Linked DNA regions of Homo sapiens: region 2 is linked to region 1. A link is a contact called in ENCODE Hi-C or POLR2A ChIA-PET data. All regions are on one chromosome and are shown on one strand. The core of a region is the stretch at or near the end of the contact, and the rest is flanking DNA. Distances in the headings are between cores, read along the strand shown. Region 1 has its middle 98 kb from the start of ARAP3. Region 2 overlaps LOC107986454 (a long non-coding RNA gene).

Region 1 (3,066 bases), core at 177-2,676:
ATCAGCAGCACTTGATGTGCTTGAAATGCACATTTTCAGGCCCCTCCCCAAACCTACTGAATCAGAAACCCAAGAAGTGGGGCTTAGCACTCAAATAGGATTTCTAGGTGATTCTGGTGCACCCAAATTTGAGAAGCCCTGTTCTGATGTATACAGTGTGTAGAGATGTGTGAGGTGGATGCATGTGCCATGTGAACATGGCCACGTGGACACACATGCGGGTGTCTGAGCATTGGAAACTGCAGCAGCAAAAGCCCAGGCAGAAATCAGGCCCCTGCCAGAGAGCCCAGGGGTGCCTGTTATTTGGAAGAAGGGGCTCAGGTCCAGCAGCAACTCCCCCATCATATCCACCTACCCCTTGGTGGCCACAAGACTCCACTACCTGGGATAAGAGGGGGCTGCTGTCCCTGCCAAGGCTTCCATAAAGTTGGCCTGTCAGCAGGATCTGCGGGGAGCTGCTAGTCTCATCCCTGACACTCCAGCGTGGCTGAAAGAGGGACTGCATCCTGGCCCCAGTACTCTAGGGATTTATAGTCCTAGGGACCCGTCCCGCTCCTCCTTGCTGCTCTTGGGCCTGAAGAAGTGAGTTTTCAGGGATTAACTGATTTAAGGAGGATTATGCAGGGCTAGGGGGAATGAATTATCAGCGGAGAGAACCGCAGCACCCACCTGCTGGAGCAGCCAGCAGTGCAGCATCACTGAGGCCTGCGGATGATATTTCAGGAGGAGGTGGGTAGGGTGAGAGAGACCCTTCAGGCTCTGAGGGTAGCTCCCAGGTGTGAAGGTGCTGCGTTGGGGAGGGGAGGGGAGGGGAGGGTAAAGGATAGGGGAGGAAAGGAGTCTGGGGAAGGAGGGGGCCGGTGGAGGAGGAGGATGAATAATTTGGTTAGGTAGAGGGGGAGGCCACAGGAGGGTGGATAGACTGATAGAAGGAAGGAAGGGAGGGAGAAGGGAGGGGTGGGTGAAGAGAGCACAGAGGGAGAAGCTCTGGATGGAGAGGGGAAGATAAGGAGAGGTGGGGATGCCAGGACAGTCGAATAAAGCAGTGCAATCTCAGGGGAGTCTGTAGGGAAGCTGGCGGGAGGGAAGTCACTAGGGAGTGGGGGCTCCATGCTTCGGGAGGAGGGGTGATGGGGGCCTCTCCCACCCTAGGCTAACCTGAGGGAAGGGGCATGGGCTTGAACTTCACAAGTAATCTTAGAAAAGTGAGCTGATTATTGAGTTTTGTATTTAACAAGACAAAAAAGTGGAAGGAGTATGAATAATTAGGAAGTAATGAAGACTTTGCAAAAATAGCATTTTATTTTTAAAAATTAGCAAAGAAAATATTGAGAACATGTGCAAATTGGCCATCTTGGCCAGGTGAGTGAGTCAGCAACCCCTGACAGCCCAGCTGGGCCTGGGGATGTGAGGAGGAAGCAGCCAGGCGGCCAAATCCTGCCAGAGAGTGGGTGGGGACGTTGACATCATTCACCTCCCCCCTGCTTCCCAGCCTGCGGCTTGGCTCACTCTGCTGGGGCACCTGGGACCCATTTGGGGGGAGACCGTGGCAGTCCCCAGCATGATGCTGACCTCAAACGTCTAGGCCCAAACCCCCAGCATCTCTTGCTTCCTTTAATTACCACTGGGGTCCTGTCATCCATTAATTTTGTGCAACCCTTTCTGAACTCCATTCTATTTTCAGCTTGTGAAGACCCCTTGGGGGTAACAAATTCCAGAAGTTGGACAGCAGCTGGTTAAAGCAGGACTTCCCTTTAGAAATCCTAAATTAAGTAACAACAGCTTTAGAAGGGACCTCCTGGTTCTGGGCTGATGCTTCCTTAGCAGTAACTTGGGAGGTTTGGGTCAACACTACCCCCTCGGCCCTCTGCAAGATTTCTAATAGCCCCTTTGCTCCTACATTCCAAATGTTCTGAGCTTTGAGGTCAGACAGATTTAGGCCCAAACAGGGACTCTACCACTTCCTGGTTGTGTGACCTTTAGCAAATCACTTATCTTTCTGTCTTCAGTGTTTCCATCTGAAAAATGATAAATAATCATACCTTCTATTTCCAAGATTGTTGGGACATGATAAAATAATGTATGCAAATCAACTCAAATAGTTCTTGGCACATGGTAAGTGGGAGCTCTGTGGAGCACCCACTCTGTGCCAAATGCTGTTCTACGGGCAGGTGATAGAATACGACAGGGAGGCCCCTGCCCTCAGGGAGCTTCCATCCCAGGAGGATGCTGGAGATGACCATAGGCCCGGAAGCAAATCAGTGGGGGATTCCAAAGAGTGATCTGAGCTATGAGGACAATGAAAAGGTCACGGGCAGGTGGGGGATAGATGGCTCATCAGGGAAGGCCTTTCTGGTAAAGTGACATTTGGGCTGTGACATGTGAGCTGAGAAGAAGCCAGATGAGTGTGGATGTGGAGGAGGCATTCTTGTGAGTAGTCTCAGGATTTGTGCGATCCCAGGGGAGTCTGTAGGGAAGCTGGCTGGAGGGAAGTCACTAGGGAGTGGGGGCTCCCTGCTTAGGGAGGAGGGGTCACGGGGGCCTCTCCCACCCTAGGCTAACCTGAGGGAAGGGGCATGGGCTTGAACTTCACAAGTAATCTGAGGAACTACTTACAAATCCTGAGATTTGTAAGTAGTTCAGGGCCACATTTTTTGCATCCTGAATGGTTTCATAGAATTGGACTCCTTGCCCCTCATCCCAACTCTTTATCTCAGGTTTCCCCTGTCTCTGCGCTTAGAGTCCTCTTGTCTGTTAATGGGTCCCGGGTCTGGGAAAGTGGTAGAGCAAACGGGGCTAAGAGCCCCGCCTCCTCCTTCCCTCACTCCCTCACTCCCACACGGTCCCTCCCGTGGTTCTCCTGCCGCCTCGCTGGCTGCCCAGGGTGATGGATGCCTCCTTGCAGGGCTGAGTCATGTGTGCCTCTTGCAAGCTCTGGGCAACATCTCTGTTACTGCTGTGCTCCCTGCTCCACTCCCCTGTGGGAAGGCAGATTTATAGGGGTTTTCCCCGGGGACTGCACGTGCATCTGCTTCACCCTGGCTTGGAGGCTGCAGGAGAATGGGC
Region 2 (3,066 bases), core at 387-2,886, 42 kb before region 1:
GGAAAAGGCTGGTTCTGGTAGTGAAACCCCTCATGTGCCCAAACTTGGGAGCAGATGCCAACATGGCTGCAGTCACAGTACAACCAGGATCGGCGGCTCAGCCCCATCAGGCTGTACTTTGGAGCCCAGCCGCTTCCTTGGAGAGAGGGACAGCTGGAGCCTCCTCTCCCAGGCAAGAACTCACCTCTCATCTTTCTATTACCCCTAAAAGGAGGCTGTTTCAACGGGCTCAGCAACTCCCTCGGTTTGACCCCTGACACAAGCATGCCTGCTGAATCTACACCTGGACCTAAAGACTTGTAGAGTCCTTTCTGGGGCTGGATGTTCCCACAGGACAATTACCAGTCATGCATACAGAGCTTTGCTGCCCAAGGGGACTTTCTGAGGGCTGAATATTATTTACTTCAACTCTCCTTTGACAAGGCACCTGAGGCCCAGATGGGGAAAGTCACACAGGACTGTGATGGGGCCTGATCGAGATCTCCTGAATCTTCCCAGTGCTGCTTGCTGTGCTTTGTGGCCCTTCCTCTGGCTGTAACTGTAATCCCACCTATACCTTAGGTTGCACATGCTCATACAGCGCTTACCATGAGCCACCCTCTGAGGCAGGTACTGTTATGATTCCCATTTTACAGCTGGGGAGGCTGAGGCTCAGAGAGGTTAAATACTTCCCTAAGCTAGTATGTGGTCGAGCTAGAATTTGAAACCAGAATGTCCTGCCCCAGAATCTAGACTCCTAACCACTGGGCTGTGCTACCTCTCTTCTCTGGAAGCTTCACCTGTACCTGGACACATTTACCTTCACTTTCCTCTTCTCCTGTCCTTAGCTTTCACCACCACCTTCACAATTTCTCATTTCAGGCTAAGCCAGATAATCACCCCAGACACAAGGGCAGGCTCAGCACTGCTATCAAAATCCCTTTTCCTTTTATCTTCTCCATCACCATCTTAGCCTTATCGCGTTCACTATCATGATCAACTTCACCATTTATAAAGTCTCTAATTGCAAATGACTGTGTACCTATAGACCAATGCAGATCTAACCCCTGCCTTGGGATGGGAGGATGGGGCTTACAGTCAAACCAAACAGCAGTTTAAGCCACATATACTCCTCCCTTTGTAAGTAAAGGTACGAAACCAGAATGTGGAAGGCAGTCTTCTTCTTAAGAGATTTTTCTGCAATAAGATGGAGGTGGTGAAGGAGAAGTTTCGAACAGCCAAAGAGTGCCTGCTGAGGGAAATTAATCAATGGCCAAGAAGATTGCTTGTCATCTTTCAATATCTATAAGAAATAACGAGCCTCCAGAGAGGGAGCTAGAGCTCCAAGGGAAAAGAAGACCAGTGGGTACTCTGTCCAACTCATGCCTCTAAGGAGCTACAGGAGAAAGATGGAGCCATAGGCAGCTTCCACCCCTTTGGATGGTGGCCAACACCCATCTCCCCAGCCACAGTATCTCTCACAGCCCCTGGGGAAGCCAGAAGCAAGCAACACTGCCCAGGAGTTTTAAAACTGATTCTTCCCTTAAGCTCAAGTCCCACCCACCTCCCAACCCAGTGAGCTTGCTGGTTGGCTGTCCATGAGTGTTGGCTGCCAGATGTGCCATCATCCGGCACAGGATGTACAGGAAAGAGGGCAATGGCTTCCCGGACCAGAGTCTCCACCCAGAATTCCAGCCAAGGCCCCAGAGCTCCCAGGACCTGGAGAATTTGTTCCCCCTGGTTGTGTTTGGAATTGGCTGGTTTTCTGGGCACCAGGCCCAGCTCAGTTTAATTTTTGTTTATTTTTATGTACAGATTCTCTTCTGTTTGGGGATGAGCTTTGTGTAAATTATTATTATTTATATGATAAAGAATAAATCACACCAAATAAAAAAACCCACAATCTCTTTTTCTCAATAGAATTACTAAATTAGGGGCTGAAAGGAACAGCCGATATGCTGGGGTTTGGTTTCAGGAAGGCTTTGGACATGGATTCTCGCAAAACGTCTTAGTAAATGGGCTCTGTTATCCTGGATTTGATGCTACCCACAGTCCGCAGAGGCATAAGGGGCCTCCCAGAAAGATGGCAGTGGTTCAGGCCTAAGGGTGGCTTCCTGGCCCTCCAGACATCCCACCCCTGGAGAGATGAGTCGGGCATTTTGAAGTGATTCGCTAACTCAGAATGGGGAAAAAAAGGGAAAACAGGAGTTGGGGATTCTTGCCAGAACATGATCAAATGCCCTGAACTGGGGTGGGGGTAGGGTTCATAGGAGTTACTTGAATAGTGGCATTATTACATCAGGGAAAATGAGCCAATCATTTCTTTGCCTATTCATTAAATTTGCATGCTAAGACTCTATTGGTTGGAATGAAATGAGTCAGGAGGCAGGGATGCAGATGGGCAGAGGACCAGCTGGGCCTGGAAAGTGTCCCCAAGTGGCCCCCATCCCAGCCAGGGTAGGGAGAAGACCAATTCACCAAAAATACTGCACCCTCACCCCCTATCATCCACCTTTGGATAAAATTCTGTTTGGGAACTAGAGAAAGACACACCCAGGGCAAGAATCCATCCTGGGGCTAATATCCTAAAGACCAGATAGAGAAAAAAGTCAGCAATAGTTGTTTTTTGTTTGTTTTTGTTATTTTTGTTGTTGTTGTTTTAAATCTCCTAGGACCTCAGGCTACCAGAGATTTTTCTTTTTTTTTTTTTTTTGACGAAGTTTCGCTCTTGTTGCCCAGGCTGGAGTTCAATGGCGCAATCTCTGCTCACCGCAACCTCCGCCTCCCGGGTTCAAACGATTCTCCTGCCTCAGCCTCACGAGTAGCTGGGATTACAGGCATGCGCCACCACGCCTGGCTAATTTTGTATTTTTAGTAGAGACGGGGTTTCTCCATGTTGGCCAGGCTGGTCTCAAACTCCCGACCTCAGGTGATTCGCCTGCCTCAGCCTGCCAAAGTGCTGGGATTACAGGTGTGAGTCACCACACCTGACCAGCTACCAGAAAGTTTTAAAAAACATCTAGGCTGGGCGCGGTGGCTCATGCCTGTAATCCCAGCACGTTGGGAGGCCGAGGCGGACGGATCACT

Evidence for each region. Hi-C counts contacts between places; a loop is a spot of excess contacts on that map. ChIA-PET counts read pairs that join two places held with the same protein, here RNA polymerase II (POLR2A). Pooled maps may share reads with other maps.
Region 2: POLR2A ChIA-PET joins it to region 1 with 11 read pairs in WTC11. The contact joins two enhancer-like sites. A Hi-C loop is called at or near these places in 1 of 50 pooled maps. POLR2A ChIA-PET finds 5 or more read pairs at or near these places in 5 of 52 experiments (H1, K562, PC-9 and 1 more).

Annotation. Positions count from the first base shown.
Region 1 is chr5:141,778,236-141,781,301 of GRCh38, reverse strand. No RefSeq gene overlaps it. Among named protein-coding and RNA genes, the nearest start is that of ARAP3, 98 kb to the right of the region's middle. Within about 2 kb of position 1,426, at least 7 of the 41 ENCODE cell types and tissues checked have a DNase peak (open chromatin) inside an H3K27ac peak, as active enhancers do.
Region 2 is chr5:141,820,859-141,823,924 of GRCh38, reverse strand. LOC107986454 (a long non-coding RNA gene) reads left to right here. Exons shown (of 3, transcript XR_001742906.2): 1 at 1-2,436. Among named protein-coding and RNA genes, the nearest start is that of PCDH1, 56 kb to the left of the region's middle. RefSeq lists an enhancer at 386-886. Within about 2 kb of position 1,636, at least 13 of the 41 ENCODE cell types and tissues checked have a DNase peak (open chromatin) inside an H3K27ac peak, as active enhancers do.